Regions from separate parts of the Homo sapiens genome. Here region 1 is linked to region 2. A link is a contact called in ENCODE Hi-C or POLR2A ChIA-PET data. All regions are on one chromosome and are shown on one strand. The core of a region is the stretch at or near the end of the contact, and the rest is flanking DNA. Distances in the headings are between cores, read along the strand shown.

Region 1 (5,763 bases), core at 1,991-4,490, 160 kb before region 2:
GCCTCAGCCTTCCAAGTAGCTGGGACTACAGGTGCACGCCACAATGCCCTGCTAATTTTTATATTTTTAGTAGAGATGGGGTTTTGCCATGTTGGCCAGGCTGGTCTCAAACTCCTGACCTCAAGTGATCCACCCGCCTCAACCTCCCAAAGTGCTGGGATTACAAGTGTGCACCACCATGCCTGGAATATTTCATATTCTATTCAAGTGTTATTATTATAGATTGGTATAGTCAAGATGCATTTCAATTTACAGACATATTTGCCTTTTCTTGCTTTTTGCTCCTTCCTGGAATCATTTTCCTTCTTCCTGAAAAATATCTTTAATATCCTCTTTAGTTCAGGTTTACTAGTGACAAATTCCCTGGGTTTTTTGTTTGTTTTGGTGGGGTTCTTGGTCTGAAATTGTCTTTATTTTGTTTTCATGTCTTCATTCTTGAAGAATATTTTCACCCTATATAGAATTCCAGGTTGGAGGATAACTTTCAGAATTTCTTTTATTATCTTCTGGTTTTCATTATTTTTATTTTATTTTATCATTTTATTATTTTTTAATTTTCAAGGCAGCAACTGTGAATTAATGTTCCTTCTCCAAAATTAGTGTTTCTTTTTTCCTCTAGTCTCTTTTAAGATTTTCTCATTGTCCTTGGTTTTCAGCCATTTTCTCTGATGTAGTTTTCTCTGAATTTATCTTGCTTCTTGAACCTCTAGCTTGATATTTTCTGCCAGTTTGGAAAATGGTCAGTCAAGGCCTCTACATATAACGTATCTACATCATTCTCATTCTGTTATTCTGTTAAAAGGAACCTCATGACATCTATGTTAGAACTTCTGTCTCTTACCCTTTCTTCTATATTTTTCATACTTTTTTTTATCTCTATGCCTCCTTCTGAATTTTTTTAAATCTATCTTTCAATTCACTGACTCTCTCTTACTCTTTGATATGCTTCAGTCCTTCCACTGTTTCTAATTTTAGCTATTGCACTTTTCAGCTCTAACATTTCCCTTTAGTTATCCTTACAGGTCCCAATTATTCATCAAAATTTCTTATCTTTTCTTGTAATCTCCTTAACCGTTTAAGCATTGTTATTTTAAATCCTGTGCTTGGTAACTATTATCTGGAGCCCCTTTGGGTCTGTTTCTATTTTTCTTTTCTTATTCTTCTCTGTGCCTTAATATGTTTGATTGACTGTCTCATGTATATAAAAAAGTATAAACATGATTGAAGACTTTATCTTTAACCTAGATAAAGAAGGAAGGTTTATTTTTCTTTATAGCAGGTGGCCAGAAGTATCAGCATTCTAGGATCAATTTCAAGGACTGAGATAATCATAAAACAGACTTCAGTTCTTGTAAGGCTACTTCACTTTTCATCCACCCTTGCTCCCAGGATATAGTACTTGCCTGTCTTAATCTAAAGCATGGAAGGTTATCCAGAAGCTTCTTCTGGGTGGGCCCTGGACTTCCATTTTTCTCCCACTCACTACGCGAAGCTGGCAAAGGCCCTGATTACCTTTGCAAGTTCTCTCTCGAGAACTCTCCTCCCTCTTCCAGTACTGGCCTCTGCCTTAGGGTAAATTTCATCTCTCTGTTTCTGCTTTCTCTTGGATCTTGGCCTTTACTGCATTAAGAGCTTTCCAATGCCTTCAATTAGATGATGATGATAATGAAGATGACAGTGATACGTGTGTGTATGTTTTGCCTCGATTTCAAGTTGTCTTAGCATAGAGTTGGTCCAAATCATCTGCATCATCCCATCTACTATTTCAGGAAGTAGAAGTCTGGAGTCTGTTTTTCAAAGGTATGTGTTTTTTTAAAATATCATTTTGAAAAGAGAGCCAGGGAAAAAAATTATGTTTAACATTTTCAAACTTAGTTTACTACAAATTCTTTGTTTTTGTGAGGCAGCCCATGGAACAAATGTTCCATGGCATCTCAACTTACAAAAGTCTTAGATTTCAAAAGGCTCTTCCTAAGAATTTTGCTTTTAAGTTCAGAGTGGTGTTAAACAAGGAATCATTGTATTCACTTTTATGCAAAGTTAAGTTACAAGAAGAGAACTGTGTTTCATGGTTTTCCTGTGACTCATCCCACTCCATGTAACATTTGCCACTCTCTCACCACTTTCTCTTTTTCGAAAAAAATACTTCTACTTTTATTTTTATTGTAATCATACACACAGGGAACATGAGATTGGTTAAGAAGAATCCTAAGGTCAGGTACATAATAACATTTTTAAAGTTTTATTTTGAAATAACTATAGATTCCCAGAAAGTTACAAAAATAATACACAGAGTCCAGTGTACCCTTCACCCAGCTTCCCCTAATGATAACATTTTGTATAACCACAGTACAATATCAAGACCAAGAAACTGATGTTGTTAGAACATCAATTGTTTGGCTCTTAACTGTACTGCAGATCTTGTTTAATTTTCACCATTTTTTACATGTGGTTAATACTTGTATGTTTGTATGTGTGCATGTGTGTGTGCGTGAAATTCTATGCAACTTTATCTAGTGTATTGATTTGGGTAACTACCAGTGCAACTAAGAGGCAGAACTGCTCTGTTACTACAGAGGTCACTCTGTGACCCCCTCAGGTCACCTTCTTACATTCATACCGCAGCATCATCAACCCTGGCAACCACCAACTTGTTCTCCATCTCTATAATTTTGTTCTTTTAAGAATGTTATATAAATGGAATCAAACAGCACAAAATCTTTTGCCATTTACTTTTTTTTCACTAAGCATAATGCCCTTGAGGTCCATCAGGAATGACATTTTTACTCCTTTTTCATCTTTCCTAGCATCTTTGATCCCTGTAAGATGCCATTTTTTAAATTTCCTTCTTTTTACAGAATGAGAAAATAAGACACAGGGAAGATAAATTATCAAAAATCATGAACAGAAGAAATGAAAGATTTCTTGACACTCCAGTTCAGAGTTACTTCCAACAGACTTTGCTTCCTCTAAGACCACTTCTTTCTTCCTGACCAGTTTGGAACAGATCAGCTAAAGGTCATGGTAGATAAACACAGCCACAGAATAGTTAATCGAAAGTTGGTTCTATGAAAATCAAATACTTGACTTTGCCTGAAGCAAAGTAGTGCATTATTTTCCATTAGTCAGAACTATCGGGCTGGTAATTTGGAAATCAGACGCATACTCTTAAAAGAATGTCTAAATCTGAATGGAATTTCTAAGCTCTTAGCTCAAGAGATGATTAATTGAAAAACAAGAAATGGATGCATTGACTGTGTTTACAAGTGATATGTCCTGGTTTTATTCTTTATCTGTTGTCATCTTTGGGGGTTTCCATTAAGGTCATCAAATTTTGAATAAGCCTGACAAGCATTCAACAGCTTTCAGCAGTGGGAAAGAATGTTTATGGAGGGGGCAAGAATGTTTTCAAGTCCAAGAGCAGACATTAACACTGAGGCCTGCATGAGTACTCTTGAAGAATCTTTTTATTTTATTGTATTTTATTTTTAAAGTACTGGTTACAAAGACGGCTAACATATCTCTGTAGCCAAATTTTCATGAGTGGCCTCCTCCCAAGGCTGTCCAGTTTGGACTGAGGGAGCCATTGACCCCAGTCTTTACCTGCTGCAGACTTTTCTTTCATGAAGCCCAGGAGAACATCCAAGGACTGGTGGGCCCTTACTACCTTTATCTAAGTGCTGATCACACTGTTCCAAAGGCACTTGGAATTGGTAGAATTTAGGGACAGGAAGGAAGTAGACATAATTGCACAGTATCTTACACGATTGGGATCCCCGACCAAACATCTCACTGGAGTCATGCTGTTTTCGGAGAGTATGAAACTCTATTCTTGGCACAGCAAATGTAGCCATGCAATTTTAGCCTAAGAAACCACAACTTGGTTCTTAAAAACATTAATATCTCAAGCACATTCTCTCCCAAACCACGTTAATATTCATCTTCAGAGATGTGCTGAATTTTATTGCTGGGGTCATGGTTCAATTAGTTATCTCCCCTATAGATATGAGAGTTGATCTTGTATTTGGGAAATTAGTTGACACAATTTATTCACCTCCTTACACGTGTTATAACAGGTGAACTACTCTCTCTTTAGAGGGTTTGAAAGTTCATTTAGTCTTTTTCCTTTAATATTTTTCATCATAACTGGATTTCTATTTATTTCGGTTCATTGGGTATTTACCTCGGAAAGTATTTCTTTCCATTTTAAACATGGTGAGCATTATAGTGGCTTAGAATAGATTTGAAAGCTAGAAAGTGTTTATCTAAAATGAGTCAGATTTTGAAGATTTTGCTGTTCTCCCATTAATGCTTAATGATTGCTTTTTCCATCAAATGAGGGAGACTGTGTAAAGTTTCCTAAGCAAGGAATGTCAGCTACTAGGAAGGAAGATCTTTTCTAATTCTCCCAATCTACAGTTCACAGACCTGAGACAATTTAAGATGTGGAAAATTCAAGTTGCGGAAAAAAGGCTAAAAATGCCAGTTTTTGAAGATAATATGCCCTTGGCAGAAAGGCAACATCTTTTTCCTAGGAAAAGAGCTTAAATAAGTCTTGTAAAAAAAAAAAATCACTCGGTATGTTGGACATCAAATACCTCTTAAACAAATAACATTTGGGTGAGCTAACTGCAAAGGTACCAATTGTGTATTAAATTTTCCTCTAAATAAGAAACCCATGGACATAAAAAATAAGGGGGAAAATTCACAGCTTTTTCTCACACCATAGGGTGGAGGCCACCCACTTAGTTTGGGGACCCTGCACTCTTCACATTCAAAGTAGATCAAAGCACTTAAAAACTAAAAGTTGACAATCAAGGGATATTTTTATAACACAAGGAAAAAAAGTATTTTGCAGTTTCCATCACACATGGGAAGGTGATTAATTGTATTGGAAGCGGGGAGGCTTATAATATTCAAAGAAATCATCTTAAGTGCATATCTTCTTCCTCATTTATACATACAAAGAGCTGTATGGCAATGCATAGGAAGGAAATGGCACAGGAAATGAACATTTTCAAGAACTTATTATTGAAGTTTATAATTTATATACATTTATTGTCTTCTCAATGATTACAAAGTCTCTAAAGGTAAATGAACAGTTATCATTTGCACCAAATGACCATCCATGCACTTCAGAAATACCATAAGATAAAATATAAAGTGCTGCTTTAAAAGACCATCAACGGATTCTACCTTGCAAAACCCCACCCATCTAACAATGCGATCATTTTATCAGCTTTTCTCCTGGAATGTGTTTTCCAAAGATGAGGCTGTCCTGACTTGTAGGAACAATAAACAATCTTGGGAGATTAAAATAAATGACTGCAGGCTTCTTTTAATTTTCAGCAAACCCTTTGTGAGAATAAAAGAATCACTATCCTTAAATAATTGTAGAATTACATCATTGATCAACTATGTCCCCAGCGGATAAGAACTCAAGGTGAGACATAGCGTGTGAAAAGAATTGCTTCTTTGGTAAAACCCCTCAGTAATGAAAAGTTCCAGACAAAGGACCTTCTCTCTCCATCCCCTGCACCACCCCTCCTCTCCCAACCCTAACGGGGGAAATGACCAGAAAGTTCGGTTGAGGGAGTGTGACATAGTTCTGCATATATTTGCCCTCTCTCTCTATGATTAATCATAAAAATATTATTTGTGGGTTGAAAGTGGCTTTGGAGAAAGTGTTTACAGGTATTACACACTTTGAATATTTGGGGAAAAACTTACTTTATTAACAGAAAGTTGATTCCAGTGGCATTT
Region 2 (5,552 bases), core at 2,205-4,704:
GAGCCCCAGTGGTATGGGTGCACGTCTCTGTGGTTCATCATATAACAGCAGCAGGATAATGAAGCTCAACCTCTCAAAAGCTTTCAACTAAAACCCTCCCTCTGATCCACCTTTTATGACTAGGCCTATTGCACTGGCTCATTTTTCCCCACTATGGCAAAGATCCATCACTGTTTCTTTTTAGCACCAGGAATGTCACACAGCGGCACACGTGCAGCTCTGCCATTCTGGGGGTTCCTGCTCTTCCCTGGGGAAGCTTCCAGAAGAAACTGCCTTGTCTGCAAGTCTTCCGTGGTTTGTAGGATCCAGACCCTACTTGCATCACAAACAAACTCATTTTAGAGATTCTGGTTTTAAAAAGAATCTTCCTATTTTGTCGGATCTGATGCCTCACCCAGCTGCATGAAATATCTGATGATTACTGGTGGTCAGGGGTCTCTGAATGAAACTGACAGGCAGAGACATTCAGGAGGGAGCAGCTCAGTGCAGCAGCACAGAGATAGAACCTTAGAGCCTTGAGTCAGTCCCTGTGCAGAAAAATGAACGATAGAGTCATAGAAGCTCAGAGTGGGAGGTGAGACTTGTAATTGTGAAAACAGCTCACATTTACTGTGCATCCGTTTCATCCTCCTTCCACCCTGTGAGCATGCTCCCGTCCCCAACCCATGAGGAGTGAGGTTAAATGACTTGCTACTTGGAGCGTAAGAGGTAATCCACCTTCTCCCCAGTGTACAGATGTGGCAGGCAAAGCCCAGGGAGTCTCTAGGGCCTGCAGAAGGGAATGAAGCATTGTAAGAGCTGGATCCCTGTGGTTTACCCTTCGTGCCAATGCTTATAGTGAGCTGAAAGGCTTTGGTCAGAAATCTTACTAGACATTTCAGCTTTTGCAGCACAAAGACATTTAAATTCTACCAGAACAAACACTCCTGTGGCCAGTTTTTCATAGTTTTTTCAGAAGCTGCTTTGGGTGGATTTGATGTATCAAAAGAGAAAGAATCATCCTCAGAGCTTCCCAAGTAGACTAGGAGGAGAGAAACTGCTTTAATCAGGGACACATCATGCCAGGCAGTTGCCCAAGGGGATGATTTCAGAAGCCTGGGAAAGACCCTGGCTTCCAAAAGTAACTTCCTCCCCCACACCTCCTAGCACAGCCTCATGCCTTTGACTTCAAGCTTAGGTAACCTCTGAGAAGTCAGCTCTCCTAGAAAGGTAAAACTATCAGTCATTTAAGCTGTAGTACGAACTAAGAAGCTACCCCAAGCAGAGTAGAGAATGGCAAAGATCAGTATAAAGAGATCTGGGGCCGGGCGCCGTGGCTCACACTTGTAATCCCAGCACTTTGGGAGGCAGAGACAGTCAGATCACCTGAGGCCAGGAGTTCAAGACCAGCCTGGCCAATATGGAGAAACCCCGTCTCTACTAAAAATACAAAAATTAGCTGGGTGTGGCGGCGGGCGCCTGTAATCTCAGCTACTCAGGAGATTGAGGCAGGAGAATCGCTTGAACGTGGAAGGTGAAGGTTGCAGTGAGCTGAGATCATGCCATTGCACTCCAGCCTGGGCAACAGAGTGAAACTCCATCTAAAAAAAAAAAAAGAGAGAGAGAGAGAGAGAGATCTGGGCCAGCCAAAGGCACATGTTCTGGATCTCTCCACTTTGCCTGAACCTGCACCTATTGGGATCATCTCAGTTCCCTTTGAGGATGTGGGGGCCTCAGAGCCTGGAAAGCCACACCCCTATTCTCCTGCCCACTATCAGCTACTGGATCAGAATCCACCAACTGTTGACAGGTTCAGCCAGTGTTCTCAAACAACCTCATGTGCAGGGTGCTCACTCAGGACAGGATTATGGGTGCCGGAGGAGACCATCCCAATAATAATCATAATAAGTTGTTGCACACACTGTCCGGATGTCAGGTGAGGGGATGAGTAGGGAAGAGCCAATCAAAGCTGGAAGCAGCAGTAGAAATAACAAGCTACTGTTCTCAGGGATGGCTTCATGGTAGAGGCAGCATCTCAGCAGGTCCTAGGGGTAAGAATGAGTTTGGCAGATGGAGATGGGAAGGACAGTTGTACAGGAGCCGAGGCGAGTGCCCACAGCACAGTTTTTGAAAGTACTAGATGATGCTGCAGCACAGAGCCACAGCAGGACAGCAGGCTGGGCAGCTGAGCCCTGCCATCCCCTTCCCTGGGATCTGCACCGCCCTGGTCCTTCTGGGCTCATGTATGAAAGGAGCAGCCCCAGGAATGTTGATGAAAGATGAGACTACACGCCTGGTGTCCTCGAAAGTGCAGCAATGCCAGTCTCTTAGCAACCATGTTTCCCCCGGCTGTGTCCACAAGTCCTTTGCAGATACAAGGGAAGAAGGACCGTACTGACCCCAGGGGCACCAGGAGCTGGGCTTCTCTGATCTTCCTTGGCACCCCTCCTCTACCTTAGCTGGCACCCGATGTGGTGCAGGCAATAGGGATGTCTTGGGATCCTAAGCCCAGCCTTGAGGAGGGGCGCATACTGACTTGTCTACAATTATAGGATGCTAGAAATTTACAGAGTGAATTCACAAACAGCAACTCCTCTGAGCCCCACAAAATCCTGCAAGAGAAAAGAGAGGTGGCATGAATTGTCTCATTCTATAAATAAGAAACCAAACTGAGGTTCTAAGAATCTCCGTGATTTCAGGCCACCTGTGCCCTGGGGATGGGAGTTGTTCATCAGCCTGGATCTCTGGCATCACACAAGACTGTCCCCTCTAGAGCAAGTCTGCACACGAAGCTAGCATTTTCCAGGCACTTCAAGAAATCTTGTCTTTCATTTTCTCTTTTCTGAGTGACTTGGGGTTCTGCCGAATTCCTGTTTCTGCAGAGGGCTGTAGCCTTTTCTCCTTTCCACATACTTTGGTGCTCTCCTAGCTAGGATAAAATGCTCTTTTTTTCCCCCTCTTTGGTTTTATGAGAATTTTTTTAGCGATGTCAGACTTCAAAGGAGGCCTCCTAACCATAAAGATCTCAACCAGACTCACATTTGTGATTCTTTCTCATGCCTGCGTGAAAAGGACAGTGGTGCTAACACATGGCTCATCTCCCCCTTGACATTCAGCCTCCTTTAAGTGATTTTACAAAGCCCCCTCACTTTCTCTTTCGGGTCCTAAATTAGTATGTCAGGAATCAACAGCTGCCTTCTCAGCCAAGAAGCTGGGCGCCTGGGGACTTCATTCTTCACCGCTGTCTGGAGCCCCGAAGATCTCTGTGCTCCCTGCCTCGTGTCAGCAGCCCGCTCCCCTCAAATGTCTGGCTTTCCTCAGCAACTGGCTACATGCTCCTGTTCTTGCTAAGTCACTGAAACCCTGGCCACAAGGCGGACGAAGCGAGATTTAATTGAATCTTTCAGCAATGATTCACAGAACAAAGCCTGACTGTCTGACCTGGAAACCACACAGTGGGGAGTTTAGAAACCCCGAGCCTAGTCAAAACAACGTTCCTCTTTCAGCCATTGATTGAAGTTCAAAGTAACAAAGCCGTAAGTCAGAACAAGCCATTGTCATGGCAAGGGCGGTGCAAGAAACACACTTACCTGGGCATGCAGCCTTGTGGGGTGAGGCTTCCCTGGCCTGTCAATCATGTCGGTCCCATTGGGACTGGCTTCAGGGACAACATGGCCTCCTGGGAGAAACTTCCCAGCTAGTCAGTGAAGCTCAGTGGTTGAGGTTAGGGGACTGTGTTAGTTTCCTGTGGCTGCCATAACAAATTGCCACAAACTGTGTGGTTTAAAACAACAGAAATGTATTCTCTTACAGCCCTAGAGGCTAGAATTCCAAGATCAAGGCGCTGGCATTTCTGTGCTCCCTCTGAAGGCTCCAGGAGAGGATCCTTCCTTGCTTCCCCCAGCATCTGGTGACTCCCAGCAACCCTTGACATCCCTTGAGTCATCTTTGCATTACTCCAGTTTCTGCCTCTGTCTTCGCATGGCATCTCTCTGTGTACCCCTGTGTGTCTTCTCCTCTTCTTATAAGGATGCTGATCATTGAATTTAGCAGCCAACCTAATCTAGTATGACCTCATCTTAACAAATCACATTTACACAAACCTTATTTCCAAAAAGCGTGACAACCTGAGGTTCTAGGTAGATGTGGATATTTGGGAGACACATAGGGAACCATGGCTTTTTTGCTAAATGCCACATATCTCCTGCTCCCTGCCCCCATCTTGTGGAGTTAGTTATTCCATCCTCAATTTTGAGACCTCCTCCACAGACTAAACTCTTGGTGCATGATGTTGAATCTTGACCTTTCAACTTTCAGGTTTGAGGAAACAAACAGTGCCAGCCTTTGACATAGGACCCAGTGTGATTTGATGGAAAGAGCATTGAAAGTTAATGCAAGGCAGACTGGAAGGTGAAACAGTGGACAGTATCTAGGGACATAAATGATCAGCCAAAACAGTCTGGGCTGGGTGCAATGGTTCATACCTGAAATCCCAGCATTTTGGGAGGCTGAGGCGGGATCCCTTGAGCCCAGGAGTTCGAGATCAGCCTGGGCAACATGGCAAAACCCATCTCTACAAAAAATACAAAAATTAGCCCAGTGTAGTGGTGCATGCCTGTAGTACCAGCTACTTTGGAGGCTGAGACAAGGAGTATCTCTTGAGCCTAGGAGGTTGAGGCTGCAGCGACCATGATCGTGCTATTGTACTCCAGCCTGGGTGACAGAGTGAGACCCTGTCTCAAAAAAAAAAAAAAAAAAAAAAAGTCTGGTCAGAGTTGTTGATAGACCACCAGACACTTTCTCTAAAACCATTTGTTACACCGCATACCACATCGTTGGAGAAGGAAATGTTGGTGGCAGTGAAATGACTATAATAATATAATATAGGATAATAAAATATGAGTGAATAAAATAGGTGTGTACCCCATTCATAACAGTCCCTGTCTGTCTGTGAGAAAGGAAGCCAAGTCCACTGAGGAATATTAAAGAAACCCCCATATGGTATCCCCAAAGGGCTCCACCCTAAACATTTGGAGTAGGGGTCAGTATAGGGATTGGTGTGTGGTTGCCCTGAGAGTGTTTTAATGCTCACCATGGGCTGAGAGCTTTCAGAGAAAAAATCGTGTCATCTCCAAGATCTCACATTCTGGAATGTTCTTCCATCCACAGCTTCTACTCCTTCCCTGCCTATTCCACTCCTACAGATTGTACTTGCCGTCTTCATGGTGACCCCAGACACCTCTGGCTACCTCTGCTCTCCAAGCCAGTCAGCAAGCACCCTTTGACAAACCTAGTTCTGCCCCGATGGGCCTGAACCCAAGACTGGGTCACTCCATTGAGGTCCTGCTGGCAGCCTATTACTCCCTGCTCTGTCATCCCTATTGCAAGAAACTATGATGAGACCATAGGGAAATGAAGGACCCATCAATCTAATATCAATATTAAATTACTGTACCTTTCAATGGAGTGCTAAGTTCTTTACCTTCATTTATTAACTCAGGATGACCACTTACTTTCTCTGCTCTTGTTCTAAGTCTTCTAAGTATTATTGGAATCACATAACTACTTTGACA

Evidence for each region. A loop is a pair of places that touch in the nucleus more often than their neighbours do. ChIA-PET counts read pairs that join two places held with the same protein, here RNA polymerase II (POLR2A). Pooled maps may share reads with other maps.
Region 1: a pooled map shows a loop between it and region 2 (2.3-fold over the local background). The contact joins two enhancer-like sites. A Hi-C loop is called at or near these places in 3 of 50 pooled maps. POLR2A ChIA-PET finds 5 or more read pairs at or near these places in 2 of 52 experiments (Caco-2 and activated T-cell).

What each region holds. Positions count from the first base shown.
Region 1 is chr21:35,147,333-35,153,095 of GRCh38, reverse strand. No RefSeq gene overlaps it. Among named protein-coding and RNA genes, the nearest start is that of RUNX1, 100 kb to the right of the region's middle. Within about 2 kb of position 3,240, at least 3 of the 41 ENCODE cell types and tissues checked have a DNase peak (open chromatin) inside an H3K27ac peak, as active enhancers do.
Region 2 is chr21:34,985,058-34,990,609 of GRCh38, reverse strand. The region is part of intron 2 of RUNX1 (RUNX family transcription factor 1); the gene reads left to right. Among named protein-coding and RNA genes, the nearest start is that of RUNX1-IT1, 52 kb to the left of the region's middle. RefSeq lists enhancers at 450-559, 3,191-3,240. Within about 2 kb of position 3,454, at least 8 of the 41 ENCODE cell types and tissues checked have a DNase peak (open chromatin) inside an H3K27ac peak, as active enhancers do.